2 separate regions of the Homo sapiens genome follow, and region 2 is linked to region 1. Evidence: chromatin contacts called from ENCODE Hi-C or POLR2A ChIA-PET data. All regions are on one chromosome and are shown on one strand. The core of a region is the stretch at or near the end of the contact, and the rest is flanking DNA. Distances in the headings are between cores, read along the strand shown. Region 1 overlaps NIN (ninein). Region 2 has its middle 50 kb from the start of TMX1.

Evidence for each region. A loop is a pair of places that touch in the nucleus more often than their neighbours do. ChIA-PET counts read pairs that join two places held with the same protein, here RNA polymerase II (POLR2A). Pooled maps may share reads with other maps.
Region 2: a map with no recorded cell type shows a loop between it and region 1 (3-fold over the local background). The contact joins two enhancer-like sites. A Hi-C loop is called at or near these places in 2 of 37 single-sample maps with no recorded cell type and 2 of 50 pooled maps. POLR2A ChIA-PET finds 5 or more read pairs at or near these places in 1 of 52 experiments (PC-3).

The regions. Positions count from the first base shown.
Region 1 is chr14:50,788,578-50,796,011 of GRCh38, forward strand. NIN (ninein) reads right to left here. Exons shown (of 31, transcript NM_020921.4): 5 at 4,135-4,304. Among named protein-coding and RNA genes, the nearest start is that of NIN, 39 kb to the right of the region's middle. RefSeq lists enhancers at 973-1,022, 1,063-1,112, 1,443-1,552, 1,993-2,132, 3,499-3,548 and a silencer at 2,697-2,756. Within about 2 kb of position 3,699, at least 11 of the 41 ENCODE cell types and tissues checked have a DNase peak (open chromatin) inside an H3K27ac peak, as active enhancers do.
Region 2 is chr14:51,186,378-51,193,695 of GRCh38, forward strand. No RefSeq gene overlaps it. Among named protein-coding and RNA genes, the nearest start is that of TMX1, 50 kb to the right of the region's middle. Within about 2 kb of position 2,339, at least 3 of the 41 ENCODE cell types and tissues checked have a DNase peak (open chromatin) inside an H3K27ac peak, as active enhancers do.

The DNA of each region.
Region 1 (7,434 bases), core at 2,449-4,948:
CACTAACCCAAGAGCCTAGGAATGAATTCTGGCTGACCTGTAGCAACCTCCCCTACTATGAAATCACCTTAGAGGGCAAAAGAGGAGAAATTATTATTTTATCTTTTCAGATGACTGTCTGCTCACTAATCCCTATAGGATGAGTTCCTAGAAGCCAGCCCCCTTGGGGACAGTTTTTATAGGAGTTGTGACACTGTTCCATTCCACTGCCCACTCCTCCACAATCCTCAGAAAAATAAAATTATTATTTGATGCAACCTAGAGCTAAAATTAGTCTTCTGTTGAGTAGCAACAGTCAGATTTCCCTCCCTTTAACTTCGGATGATGGGTTTAGGCCCTTTTATTGTCTTCATCACAAAAAGAAAAAGTCATTTGAGGAAAAATCAGGCATGTCTGAGAGCAGGGGAAACTGAAGTCCAAAAAGGTGAGCTGAGAATCCCTCCTTTCCCTAAGCTGGGATCCAGAAGTCAAAGGAAAACTGCAATCAAAACAAAGAAGACCTGGCTCCAGATCCCCATCTTATTACTCCTTATGAAATAGTCACATCAGGGGAGACTCGGCCCCAGTCCCTCTTTCCACATTGCCTGGTAGCCCCGAGATTAAGTATGAGCCCAAGGAATAAATTCCCAACATCCCCAAAGAGAGGAGACAGAAGGGCTTCCAGCAACCAAAAGGGAGAAAAAAGCGGCCAGCAGTACAATAAAGAACTGTCAGAGGCCGGGAGCGGTGGCTCACGCCTGTAATCCCAGCACTTTGGGAGGCCGAGGCAGGTGGATCATGAGGTCAGGAATTCAAGACCAGCCTGGCCAAGATGGTGAAACCCCGTCTCTACTAGAAATACAAAAATTAGCCAGGCATGGTGGCATGTGCCTGTAACCCAGCCAGTAGGGAGGCTGAGGTGGAGAATTGCTTGAACCTGGGAGGCGGAGCTTCCAACGAGCCGAGGTTGCGCCACTGCACTCCAGCCTGGGCGACAGAGCGAGACTCCATCTCAAGAAAACAAAACAAAACAAAACAAACAAACAAAAAACAAGATCTGTCAGATTCAGAATTCATTATAAGAGGAAGAAATCAATCCCACACGTCATTGAGAATTTTTTTTCCTTCCCACACTCTGCAGCTGGGGGCCACTCTAGAACAGGCAAGATCACTGGGTCTCCTAAGAGACCTGCACAGCTTCTGTAGAAGGGACAGAGGTTTCCAGAGCAAGCTTGTGCTGCCCATTGCATGAACTTCTATAGGCCAACAGAATGGCCCTCAACTGCTAAGCCTAATATGGAAACTGACCAGAAACAGGAATGCTGTCTTGCCATAACAGTAAGTAACAAGACTGATGCATTGACAAGGCTGTACCACAAGATTCCTGCATACACAGGTGTGAAGGCAGTGAGTGTGACCCATAACCACAGCTGCTGTGCAAAGCTGGGCTTTGCCTTTTTTAACCGCCAACAGGAACATCGAAAATGTCTTGTGTGAAGCTATTACTTTTTTTTTGGAGACAAGGTCTTGCTCTGTCACCCAGGCTGGAGTGCAGTGGCACGATCTCGGCTCACTGCAACCTCTGTCTCTTGGGTTCAAGCAATCCTTCCACCTCAGCCTCCCCAGTAGCTGGGACCAAAGGGCATGCACCACCATGCTCAGTTAATTTTTTTGAGTTTCGTAGAAACAAGGTCTCATTATGTTGCCCGGGCTGGTCTTGAACTCCTGGGCTCAAGTGATCCTCCTGCCTTGGCCTCCCAAAGTGCTGGGAGGCATGAGCCACCATGCCCAGCACTGAAACTTAATTTTTTAAAGAGATGAAGTGATTTGAAAACTGACAGGCACAATTCAGCTTACAAAACACTTTCTTTTTAGGCAAGAAAGCAGTTGGATGAGCTTTGGTGTGAGTCCACTTTTGGTAATTAAAAAAGGTGTGGTACAAAGGTGTTATCTTGTATTCCTACAGGCATTGCTCTGGTGTGGGATATAACAGAATAGCGAAGTTGAGTCAGTTGGAGTCCTCGCTGAGAACAGAAATCCAGAGAAATGACCCTCTCCGGGCCTCTATTTGCAGTTCTGCTGATGGAGGGTGGTGAATGCTACAGCTTCTGTGTATAGCATCAAGAGGTCATATCTAAGAGGTTTCTGGAGGAGTTAAGGGAAGTTGTAAGTACATCAAGGGTGAAATGATACTCCCAAAATACCATTTTACTGAGACATAAGCCACAAGATTTTGCCCAGGCTCAGGCCTCAACTCTTATCTTTATTTATACATGAAATCAAAGTCTCACTTTAAAAATAGTAAATCTCCCTGGGCACCAGTAGATAACATATAACAAGGATATAAGAAACATGTTGCCAGCAACAAAGTCAGCTCTGCCCAACAGCTTTCTGCGTATTCCTAGATGAGGACTAGAAACTCATGTCAAAAAAAAAGTAAGCATTTACTTTCTTAGTACCAAATAATACCCTGGGGACTGAAATAGTTGGGGAAATGAGTTATTAAACTTAAAAGTGTTTTCCAAATAACAAAAACTTACCTGCTCAAGTACTGAGACATTTAACCATTTTTTTCATAAAGAAGTACATTCCACACCACTCAGGGTTATAGAACAGACTTTATGATACCCTTCCTGACAATAAGAAAACTATTACGAACACTGTACTAACTGAAGTATGTAAATTACTTGCATCCCTGAGATTGTATATGTAAAATTTTTGTGCATATGAGTATATGTGTTTTACTGGGGAAAGACCCCTATCTCAATTCGCAAAGAGACCCAAGAAAGGAGAAGGACTCCTGAAACTGTTCTCAGCTTTTTCTGCTTTTGGCTTTTTCTATTTTCAGCTGTCACTTCTCATCCACACTACTCTTATACCACTTTTGTGGGTTTTTTTTTTCTCTCTTCTCTCTTTTAGTTGCTTTTCTCCCTCTCTTCTCAATAACATTTCTGCCACTGCTGCTTCACTTGTGGTGAAGGACAAGTGTCATTTGTTTTTTTAAAAAAAAATGATGCAGACCCCGATCAGCAGACTGGTCATGTGTCCTTATAAATTTCCGTATTTATTGCCAACACTTGGGCTCAACACTTGGGCTCTTTTTTGTTATTTTTGGATTTTGGGGTATTCTGGAAAGTTGAGGAGGACACTGGATGTCTGATTGCTGGGGCCATTATTGGGAGCAAGCTTCCTGTAGATTTCAGTAAGCTGAACATGGATGTTAGACCACAATGAACACACAGGTGCACGCGCACACACACACACACACACACACACACACACAGAGTCCACTGGCAATCTACAGACCACTTTCAGAAAGTTGAGGCGCTTTGTTTCTTTTCCAATTTATATTAGTATCTGAAATATCTGTAGCCCCAGTCTGAGCTGGGATTTGCAAGAAATATTTACAGCTTGCTCAGCATGGCATTTTCAATCATGTTCTATAAATGGGATGCTGGTAAATGAGCCATAAAGAAAGAATAAAGAAAATGTTACTGAACCTCCTTTATTGGTAGATTATGGCAATATGCAAAATGAAAAGATGGGGGATGAGGGAGGCTGGCGACTCTCCACATGCTGGAGAACGAGACAGGCCTGGGTGCAAGGAATCCAGCAGAAAGAACCATGGCAACTGCTGGGCACTGGAAAGCACCCCAGGCTCAGTATCTTGAGGCAAAAACCAAGTGTTCGAGCTGCTTTATCACACTACAAAAGATAAGATGCAGGCTTTCAAAATGCCTGAACGCGTTGCTTTCATTTCCTGCTACAGATGCTGTTTTATAGTTTGGGGCAAGGGAGGGGGAGGAGCTGGTTCGCCTTTTAAATAACTAAAAATGATCATGCTATAGAGGAGAGAGATATTCAAGAACTAGAAGTGGGAGACCTCAGATGATGTGGAAATACCTGAACTCTAAATGTGTACATGACGCATGCACAGAAATGTCAGCTCTCCAAAAGCTGAAACGAGGTAAAAACATTCAAAAGATAGAAACATTATATATGTCCAAAAGGCAAGTAATAAGATTAGCAAGGAGTTGGTAACTGAGAAAAGCCCACATCGTGCCATCAACCCCCTCAGCTCCCCTGTCTCTGTGCTGCACTGACGTGGGGCTCCACACTCATGATCCAGATGAACGTGCATGCCCGATTCCTTACCTCACTGCAGTCACCGGCTGGGATGTGTGAAGGCCGCGCTTCTTCATCCAGTGGCTCAATCACCGTCACTTCAGGAAACTCCTCCACGGACTCTTGGAACTCGGGCAAGGACCTTCGTCCGTAACGCTTCCCACCTCTAACATATTTGGGCTGAGCTTCTAGTGAGCAGTCTGAGAGAGGAGACAAGAGTTGAGGCCACATGACATGAGAATCTCAGTTCTTAGCTGCCACTCACAGCCATCGGACACAGCCTCTTATACCAACCTCAAAATAAACCACCACTGTTTGCCAATTGTGGTGGCTGTGGGTGTATATGAGCCATCAGGTCAGATGCAGAGCACGCCTTCTAATTCTGAACGATTTATGGGACCGTGAGTATATATCTGCACATGACGGGAGCAATCCAACAATGGCAGCAAGGGATCTGACTTAATTGCAGAGGATTAAGGTCAGGAAAAGGTGAGGGGTCACATTTGTTCTGTTTATTAAGCTGGGTTTTCCAGCAGGATGGGGAGACATCATATTAACAAAGAGACACCTTGGAGGAAGTCTTAGAAAATGGTAATACAACAGACACCAAATCAGCACTGTATACTCAGTATCCACATCAATTAGTCTGAAACACCCTCCCCTACCTCAGTGATTCCTCTGTTAACCATTCCACTCTCTGATCTATCAGACAAGCAGATGACAAAACAAAGAAACGGACACAACACATTCTAAGCAATTAATGACAGCTAGTTACGTATATGAAACCCGGCATCAAGATCTCATTGTAAAATTAAAAACAGTAAAATAAAATAGCAAATGTGAAACCACAGTAAAAAAAATTGTATTATTTTATCTCTTTGTAAGCATCGGTGTTGTACAAAATAAAAAGGAATGTGCATGAGGTGAGAGTCATCTCTTGATCTTAAAGAAGGACTTCAGCATTTTGACATCACTTGTCTCAGGTTCAACACTGACCACCTTCCCCGTTACCATCACCACCACTGCTGCCATCACCACTGCCATCACCACCACCACCACCACCTCCACCGCCACAACTACAGGCTAAGCTTTTTCTACAATTGGAGCTTTAAAGCAATAAAATAAATACTTCACTCTATTCAAATGTTATCTCAGCTATAGATTTTTTAGCACCTTGTACAGCATCAGAATAAAATGTTTCATTAAAGTACAAAAGATGACAATGCTTTGATTTCTGTTGTCTTGCTGTCCACATATTCATACTCTCTCGAGAACAGATATGTATTCTGTTTGAACATGAGTCTTAGCAAGGTATGTCTGAACTCAGACATGTAGACTTTTAAATGAGATTATGTACACGTATTATAAAAACGACAATAGTTGATTAGATAAGAACTAAAAGAACGACCGTTCCTTTATCACCATTGAAACCATGCTGGGGTTTAGCCATTACTTTACAGTTTCCCAGGGAGGACTGGCGACCCTCTTTGACTAAACACCTCCCCGCCATGTCCTTCCCTCTGGGACAAGCTCGGATTTCACTATCTTCACAAATGTGGCCAGACACATTCTGAACATGCTCAGCAAAGCTCAGAGTGAAGTATTTATGGTAGCTATATAATTTCTAGTGATATTTATATCCAGCTTTAAAAAAGTCCCAGTGAAGTCATTTTATTAGGTCGAGTGATTCTCTTACAGGAAGTGTTTAAGCATACAAAATTTATACTGAAAATTGCATGCATATTTGAAGGTACCTTTTATCAGAAGACAGTGTGTCAGCTTGTGACCATTCAGGAGCGGCCCAGACACCCGAGCTACTTGTTGGCAGCTGACACCCACAGATGCTAGTCAGATAAGAGGCAATGCAGAACCATCCTTAATTTATTACATATTCTTAAATTTTGGTGGCAGACAACAAGATACACCATTAGTGACTATAGGGGTTTGGAAAAGATTAAAAGGAACACTTAGAACCTTGGATAATGAACCACAGTATTTTCCCAGTATAAGAACAAAGTTGTGTCCTGGGGATGGAAGTGGCGAAGGAGCTCTTATTGCATGCTGCACTTATTCAGAGGTTAAAAAAAAAAAAAAAAAAAGCAGTGGGAGAAAACAACTATCTTTTAAAAATCCATTGTGATCTAATCCCAAACCTACCGGTGGATGAAATGGTTCCCTGGTTGTTTACTACTCACTACCCCACGTAGTGCATAGGGTAGATGCAGTGGTGGATTCAAAACAGCTCTTTTTCTAAGCAATAAAAGGTAACAGATTGTGAGCCAGCAGGGACCCTGTGGAGTTTTGGTTTATTTACTCATTTATTTTTGCATTGCCAGGCATTAAATTGTTTATTTCATTATCTTATTATAATAACCAATTTAAGCAAACTTTAAGTTAATATCCTTCATAGAACGTACGAACATGATAAAGTCAATTTCTAGAGACATCTATTAAACTATGTAACCTTTTTGGAATAAAGACATTAGCACACACAAAGAAAAATGGGTTAAAGTTTTCTCATCACTTTATTTTCCAAACCATGCAAGTGACCAATAACGAAGTGGACTAATCACACCATTTAAAAATAGTCACCTCTAAGAATGACACACTCAGACATCCCTCTCCCATTTAGAGCATCCGCCTCATTGCACTTAACATGATACGATGGGAACAGAGACAGCAAAGCTAACGATGTTCAGAGAGAACATTCACGGTCAACAGCCCTTGCTAGGTTAAGCGCTGAAAACACTATGATTCTCCTCATCAATCTCAATCAGAGATTTAGAACTGAACAGCAGATGTCCACCGAACCATGGGGATTATAAGACACTCTTACCCACTCAAGTTAAAGAATGCCTTGACCCTTTCTGACCATGCCTAATGGAAGAGATCCAAAACTGCAACCCTGGGGCTACGTTTATTTACTTTCTGAGCACATCCAGATGGAACCTTTATTTTTCAGGGTGTCATTCTGGAATAATCTTATCTATGTCAGATAACATGGAGGCTTTTGGTTTATTAAGAAACGAAATTATTGACATCACAGAGCTTCCACAGGTGAGAGTATCTGCTCCAATCACCAGCTCCAAGAAGGGACATGAAATGCCTGGCCAATATGGCGAAACCTGGACTCTATTAAATACAAAAATTAGCCAGGCGTGGCGGCTCGTGACTGTAGTCCCAGAAACTTGGGAGGCTGAGGCAGGAGAATCGGTTGAACCTAGGAGGCAGAGGCTGCAGTGAGCCGAGACTGCGCCACTGCACTCCAGCCTGGGCAACAGGGCAAGACTCCATCTCAAAAACAGAAACGAAACAAAACAAAAAGAAATG
Region 2 (7,318 bases), core at 1,089-3,588, 400 kb after region 1:
CATGTGAGGGATCTGGGTTGCATACTCCTTATGAGAATTCAATGCCTGATGATCTGTCACTGTCTCTCATAACCCCCAGATGAGACCATCTAGTTGCAGGAAAACAAGCTCAGGGCTCCCACTGATTCTACATTATGGTGAGTTGTATAATTATGTCATTATATATATATTACAATGTAATAATAATAGAAATAAAGTGCACAATAAATGTAATGTACTTGAATCATCTTGAAACCATCTCCCTCCCCACAGTCTGTGGATAAATTATCTTCCATGAAACTGGTCCCTGATGCCAAAAAGGTTGGGGACCACTGCTGTGATGGTTAGTGTATGTATCAGCTTGACTGGGCTAAGGGATGTCCAAATAGCTGGTAAAATTATTTCTTGGTGTGCCTGTGAGGGTGTTTTTGGAAAAGATTAGCATTTGAATCAGTAGACTGAGTAAAGAAAATGCCCTCACCAATGTGAGTGGGCATCATCCAATCTATCAAGGGCCCAAAGAGAACAAAAAAACAGAGGAAGGGTAAATTACTTCTCTCTTCTTGAGCTGAGACATCCATCTTCTCCTACCCACAGATGTTAGAGGTTCTAGGGTTTTCAGACTCCAGGACTTACATTAGCACCCCACGCCCCAATCCCAGCCCAGGTTCTTAGGGCTTAGACTTGGACTGAATTACATCACCAGCATTCCTACTTCTCTAGCTTTCAGATGGATCATATGACACATCTTGGCCTCAATAATCATGTAAGTCAATTCCCATAATAAATTATCTATCTATCTATCTATCTATCTATCTATCTATCTATCTATCTACCTACCTATCCATCCATGTGTGTGTGTATCCTATTGGCTCTGTTTCTCTAATGAATCTGTAATATAGACCTCATAAATTGACAATCATTGCCACTTGTTACTATCAAAATCTAGCTTTTTATGTCACATTCCCTTAGAGCCTTTTTTCCTCCAAAACATTCCTGGAGCTAATCTGCTTAAGTAGATTGAGTTAATGTATTTTGACTGTTAAATGTTTTAATGAATTACACTGGTGGCTTCACTGTGTATTATTTTGAGGTTATAACTTCAGGTTTCTCAAAAGTTAATATAATAACTGGCCATGTGAAGAATAATTTTCATCTTTTCCTGACTGTTGAACAAAAGTGCATTCTTTTGTTGCCTACATATAATAATCTCTTTTAAGAATTTAGTACCGGAAAAATCTCTCTTTCCTAGGACTGGCCTTAGGCAAAATTACCAAGTAGGTATAGTAGGTATAGACAAACTGATGTCTTTTCTTTTAATAGGTGATAATTGTATAATAAATTCTAATAATAATTTTATTTGGCCAGCTTCAGGAAACTTAGAGCTCAATTAATGTTTAAGCATAGTAATAATATTAGTCTGTGTTCAGGGCATGTTTAACTCTTTCTGTGGTATCTATAATAATGGTCTAAGGGTAAAGATCTTTTTAAATATGGGCTACCTCATGTTTTCTTAGAAGCAAACAAAAATAAATATAGATTTGATTCTAAAATATTACTCCTTGCAGAAGCATATTCACAATTTTCTAGAATCATATGGAAGCAAATTATCCCAGAACAGTGGTTACAATGATAACTGAGACATGAAAAGGCCTTGGGGGGATTATTTTCATAGTCTGTTGGTGTCCGCCAAATTACACTCTTAGGGAGTTGCTTTAATAGGCCCACCTTTAGGCCTGGCCCAGGAAGACAATCCCTGTGTTGCTTGTGCTAGGGAGAGGGAGTTTGGTGAGCTCCTCCTGGTAGCTGGCATAGCAGCTTGAAAGAACTATTCAAGAGAAGATGAGAAGCATGTCAATTTGTAATCTGCTCTAGCCTAGAAGGTTATGCAGAAAGACCCCATGAAGGGAGGGGGTGAGAAGGAACTTATCAACAAACTCTTCTGATATAAATATTCAAACCTAGTTTTCATTGGTCTAAATGCTATTTTTGTTTCTGAAATGATGTCCTGTGGAAAAAAATCAGGGCAACTAGAGCATGCCTGTGCACACCTGGGATTTTATAAGAGTTCGAGTTCTAAGTAAAAGTTCCAGTTCTTTTATTCAACCACCTACCCCCCAACCTAATTCCCATCTAGTTCCCTCTTAACTTAGAAGAACACCTTCATTTAAAGAGAACCTTCGCTGTGGATCTCCTTCACATGATGTAAAATGGCCTCTTTTAGAATTTAATTCTGCACAGCTGGACAAGCAAGGGGGGCGATGCAGGTTGCCACAGAAACTGCTGTTGGTGCTGGGATTCTTTATACTTTGTTCCTAAAAATAAGATGTGAAATGTACCGAGGGTGTGATTAGTGCAGCACAGAAGGGAATTTCTAAAAGGAGAGCCAAACCTCCCGCCCCCATAGGAACGGGGGTGTTCTTCATAGCTGGAGGACAGGACATAAATCCGGGAGCAGATGCTCAACACGGTTCCTCCCTCAAAGGTGCAGGGAAAGACAAGTGGGAAAAGTGGCTTTTAAAGAGGAAAACCATCTTCCATCAAGCAAAATTCATATAAATTCCAAGGTTGAGATGTCCTGAAATTACCCAGGAAGTAAATAGAACTGTTCTCCCCAGCCTACAAAAAAGCCACAGAAATTTGGCAAGGACACTACATCAGATTATTGTAGTCCAATATCCAGCCCAGCACAGGATCCTGTCACATTCCACTTTGGCCAGATGGCTCCCTGGTCAGCCTGGACATATTCAGTGGCCTTCATTTTTTGGGGGAACATGTGACAACTAGAATGTCTCTCTAAATATTGTTGGAGTCTGCCTTTCTGTAACTTCCACTTATTTGCCCTTGTTTACCTTCTGGGGCAACAAAGAAAAGTCAGTTGTTATATTATTTGGCTGGAATGCAGTGATCTCGGTTCACTGCAGCCTCTGCCTCCCAGGTTCCAGCAATTCTCCTGCCTCAGCCTCCCAAGTAGCTGGGATTACCAGCATGGGCCACCATGCCCAGCTAATTTTTGTATTTTTAGTAGAGACAGGGTTTCACCATGCTGGCCAGGCTGGTCTCGAACTCCTGACCTAAGGTGATCTGCCTGCCTTGGCCTCCCAAAGCACTGAGATTACAGGCGTGAGCCACCACACCTGGCCTGTTTTTTTTCTTTATACTTCTTCAAGGTAGATGTCACTTTTTTTTTTTTTTTACTTAATATGATAATTCTTTACTTAATACCAAAATGGAGCAATTGGCCTAGGGTATCCACTTGCAGTTCGGGGAGCCTGATCAAGCAGACAAGTCAGTTTCATAGATCTTTGGCTTCAGTGCAAAAGCAAACACCATTAAAGCTTTATCTTTTCATGGTTACACACAGAAAATTCTTACGTGTTTCCCAAGCAAGGCCACGTGTGTGATTCAACATCTACTATGTGCCAGGCACTGTACTAAATGCATACATTATTTTATTTGATCTGGTTACATGAGGTTACCTTTGACATCCCCAGAATTTTATAGAGGAAGTTCAATTCAGTCTGAATGGCAGCATCCTCATGGGTGTGTCCACCAAGTAGAGTGGCAAGGGCGTAGACTTGCTAAATCAGTGATCTTGGATAAGTTATATAATCTCTTTGAACTTCAGGTTTCTCATTTCTAAAAACTGGTATAATAAACTCTCATGAGTTATTAGAAGTAAAGAAAATTATATGCTGAAAATGTCAAATGTATAGTGGGTGCTCAATAAACCCTAGTTCTCTTCTTCCCTTCCCTTGTAATCCTATAGGTCTCCCACTATTGTTGTATAGCAGAGCTGTCAATCAAATGTCACCTCAGAGCCATATGCAAGCAAGCCTGGAAAAACTACCTGTACAAGTATTAAGAGTCAATCTGAGCAAATAAACCATTAAATGAATAAACCCCTTTGTAAGCAGAATATAGTGAAGTGATATGGGCTGCTAACATGAAAGAACTTACTTCCCCCAAGGAAGTGATACCTAGATCTCATTAACAATTAAAATGAAAGAAAAAAATAGATATATACATACCATCAAGGAAAAGGTTGAGACAGACTTGTGTTAAGTCCGGAATTCCCTGCTGTGACTACCACCTCCCACCCCTCTATCCTTCCCAGTCTTCACTGCCCCTCACCTCTTCTTTACATCCCTGGAGGACATAAAGCCCTTTAGTTCTTTTGCCCTCATTCCTCCCTGCCCAGATGGACCTCATAGATAGTCTTTCAGTGAGACTCAGACCCCTTTTCTCATGGTCATCTCCCTCCCTAATCCCCAACTCCGGATAGACAATACCACCACCACCCACCTCCCTATTCTGCTGATAGTTCACCTCAGTGTTGGTAAGATGATAAAGGAAGCCTGGGAAGGAAAGGATACCTCTTGACCTTCAAGAAGGCTGAATAAATATAAGTTTTCAGGGATAAGATTGGTTAAGGCCTCATTATTCTTATATAATTGTGAAACTTGTATAAAATAATATATATGTATACATAGCAAATAAACTTGGGGTATCTATGTAGCACCAACTTACGTGGGTCACCAGGTTGTGCAATGAGGTGTTGCATGAGTGTGCTTGATTGGGGGGACCTCAGTCACTTGCTGGTGCCTAGTTGCATAGGAGGAGGTGGGAAAGAGTCCTGGCTTCTGTCATGGGAAAGCCAGGACTCACAAAATAGGTAATTCTTCACATAGGAAGGGCATTCCAAGGTGTAAGGCAGCCAAAAATATATTAATCATCTACCCCATAGCACCTTGAATAAAGTGTCTTTTTCCTCCTAACATTTCTAAATCCATTCCTCTTGACCAAGAAGTGGAGTGCCTGAATACTGTAGCTACTAAGAAATTTTTAGAGTTCAAACAACCCTCAGAACTTTCCAATTCTAGAACAGTTTTTACGCAGTGATTTAGTAGGACACAGGCAAAGGTAACCTAGCCCATTTAGCTGCTATAAGAAGTAATTAGCAACTTCAATTATGCCAGAGTCCTTAAATGGACTTCAGGCTCTTCCATGTCTGCCTCGCCTCACTTTTTTTTTTTCAAAAGTAGTTTTGTTTTTCTTCTTGTTTTTCCTTAAGGGCCTAGTGATACCTATCTACTAATAGTAAAGTTTCACTTTTCTTATCAGTTGATATTTTACTAATTCACAAATTCATCTAAAAAATATATAAGTGGGCCAGACGTGGTGGCTCACACCTATAATCCCAGCACTTTGGGAGGCCGAGGTGGACGGATCACTTGAGGTCAGGAGTTTGAGACCAGCCTGGCCAACACAGTGAAACCCTGTCTCTATTACTAATACAAAAATTAGCCAGCCCTCGTGGTAGGTGCCTGTAATCCCAGCTACTCAGGAGGCTGAGGCAGGAGAATCACTGGAACCCGGGAGGTGGAGGCTGCAGTGAGCCGAGATCATGCACCATTGCACTCCAGCCTGGGCAACAGAGTGAGACTGTCTCAGGAAAAAAAAAAAAAAAAAAAATATATATATATATATATATATATACATACACACACACACACACACACACACACACACACACACACACACATATATATGAATGAAAGAACCCCAAGTTAAGGTACTATCTATAAAAGCTCATTGGAAAAAAAAGTGAAATTGTTATAATGCATAATATTACCAAAGTATAACAAAATGAGATTTATTAACAAATTGCATTCTAATAATATACTACATTAGTCAGAAATTTGTAGATACACCACACTTCCAGAAATCTGACTGAGTTCATTTGGGTTCTCCAGGGGCAGGCTATTCAAGTGCAGGTAGTTTATTTGGGAGGTGAAAGGAGCACTGATAAGAGAGTGAGGAGATGAGACCAAGAAGGGTTAGGTAGCCAATACAGGGTGTGTTACCACACCAGCTATCAATGTGGGAGGCTGAGCTCAATCCCACTGCCACCGGAGGACCTTTGGGAGCCAGCATAGATCCCACTCCTCAGAGTTGTCCCAGCTAAAGAGTGAGGGAGGACTTGAGGGCTGATCCTGCGGGTGTTAATTTTCAGGCCTGCTGACTTCACAAAGTGGGTTCCAGCAGCAAGAGTTCTTGCCCTCGGATAAAAGAAGATGCTGCTGGTTGGAAATCATGCTAGAGTAGACTGGTGAGGGTCTGCAACCATGGTTTCCTAACTGACCCAAGCCTCCTAACACTTGACCTACATAAGATTTGACCTAGTAGTTAGTCTTTTTATCTGCTAAGAGAACTATTTGGATCAGATGTTTTCTAAAGTTTCTGTGATTGTCTTCAGTTTCCTCATTTGCTTGAACTCCCTGGATGGAGTTACATGCTTATTTCTTGTTACTATTATAACGTAAATGAGATGTCTAATGCTTCTGCTATGTAGGAAAATTAAGTTCTAGGATATATTTGTGATATGTGGTATCAAAATCTCTGATTTCCTTTTTTGGGGTGTTACTACTCTACTCTGGTACATTTTATTGCAACAGTTTCCTAAAGCCACGAATAAGAAAAGATGTTTGTTACATATCTACAGAAGCTTATTTCAGAGAAGATGAATACAGGGGATACTGCAGAAGCTTTTCTCCTTAACAAAAAAAATCACTCTGGGCCTATGGCATGAATATGAAGTGCAGATATAAATGCTTGTCCAATACTCTTTCTTTGAAGACAGGATGTTAAGTTTACTACAGTCTTGTTCTGATAAGCATCTGATCATGGTTCTTGAGATTGAAGATATTTTTGCTTTGGAGCTGGGGCTGGCATGGCCACATGGTTTCCTTCTGATGGGCTTTGGCTCCATTCTGCTCCTGCTAAGCTGGTGACAATGGCTGTGTCCTCTCCTATGGGCTGTATCTTCCTTCTACTCTTGGCTTCTTTCTCTCTTCCTCTGTCCTCTCCCTTTCTTGCTATCTTTTCTCTTCCTTGTATTTTCTTCTCTTCTGCCTTCTTGGTTTCTCCCTCTTTCTCTCCCTCTTTTTCTCCTAGGTTTGGGACACTTCCCTAGTCTGTTTCTCATCTCTTATCAGTTAATTTTGGTCCCCATAAAATTAGGAAGAACCCCCAGCTCAGTGCCAGTTGTTTTTATCTGGGTTACATTCTCTTTTCTGGGTAAAGTGGTTGGGATTGTTCCATGGCTTTAGAAAAATAAGCAGATGAGATTTTTTTGGCTTCTCTTCTTACCTGTGGTTGCCATATTTAGCAGATAAAAATACAGGACACCCTACTAAATTGTAATTTCAGATAAGCAACAAATTTTTTTACCAAAACTATATCCCAGATATTACATGGGACATACTAAAAAATTATTTAATAAAGTGAAGAGTGCAATTATTATTGTGGTAAGTTATAGAATAGAAATTTAAAAGCT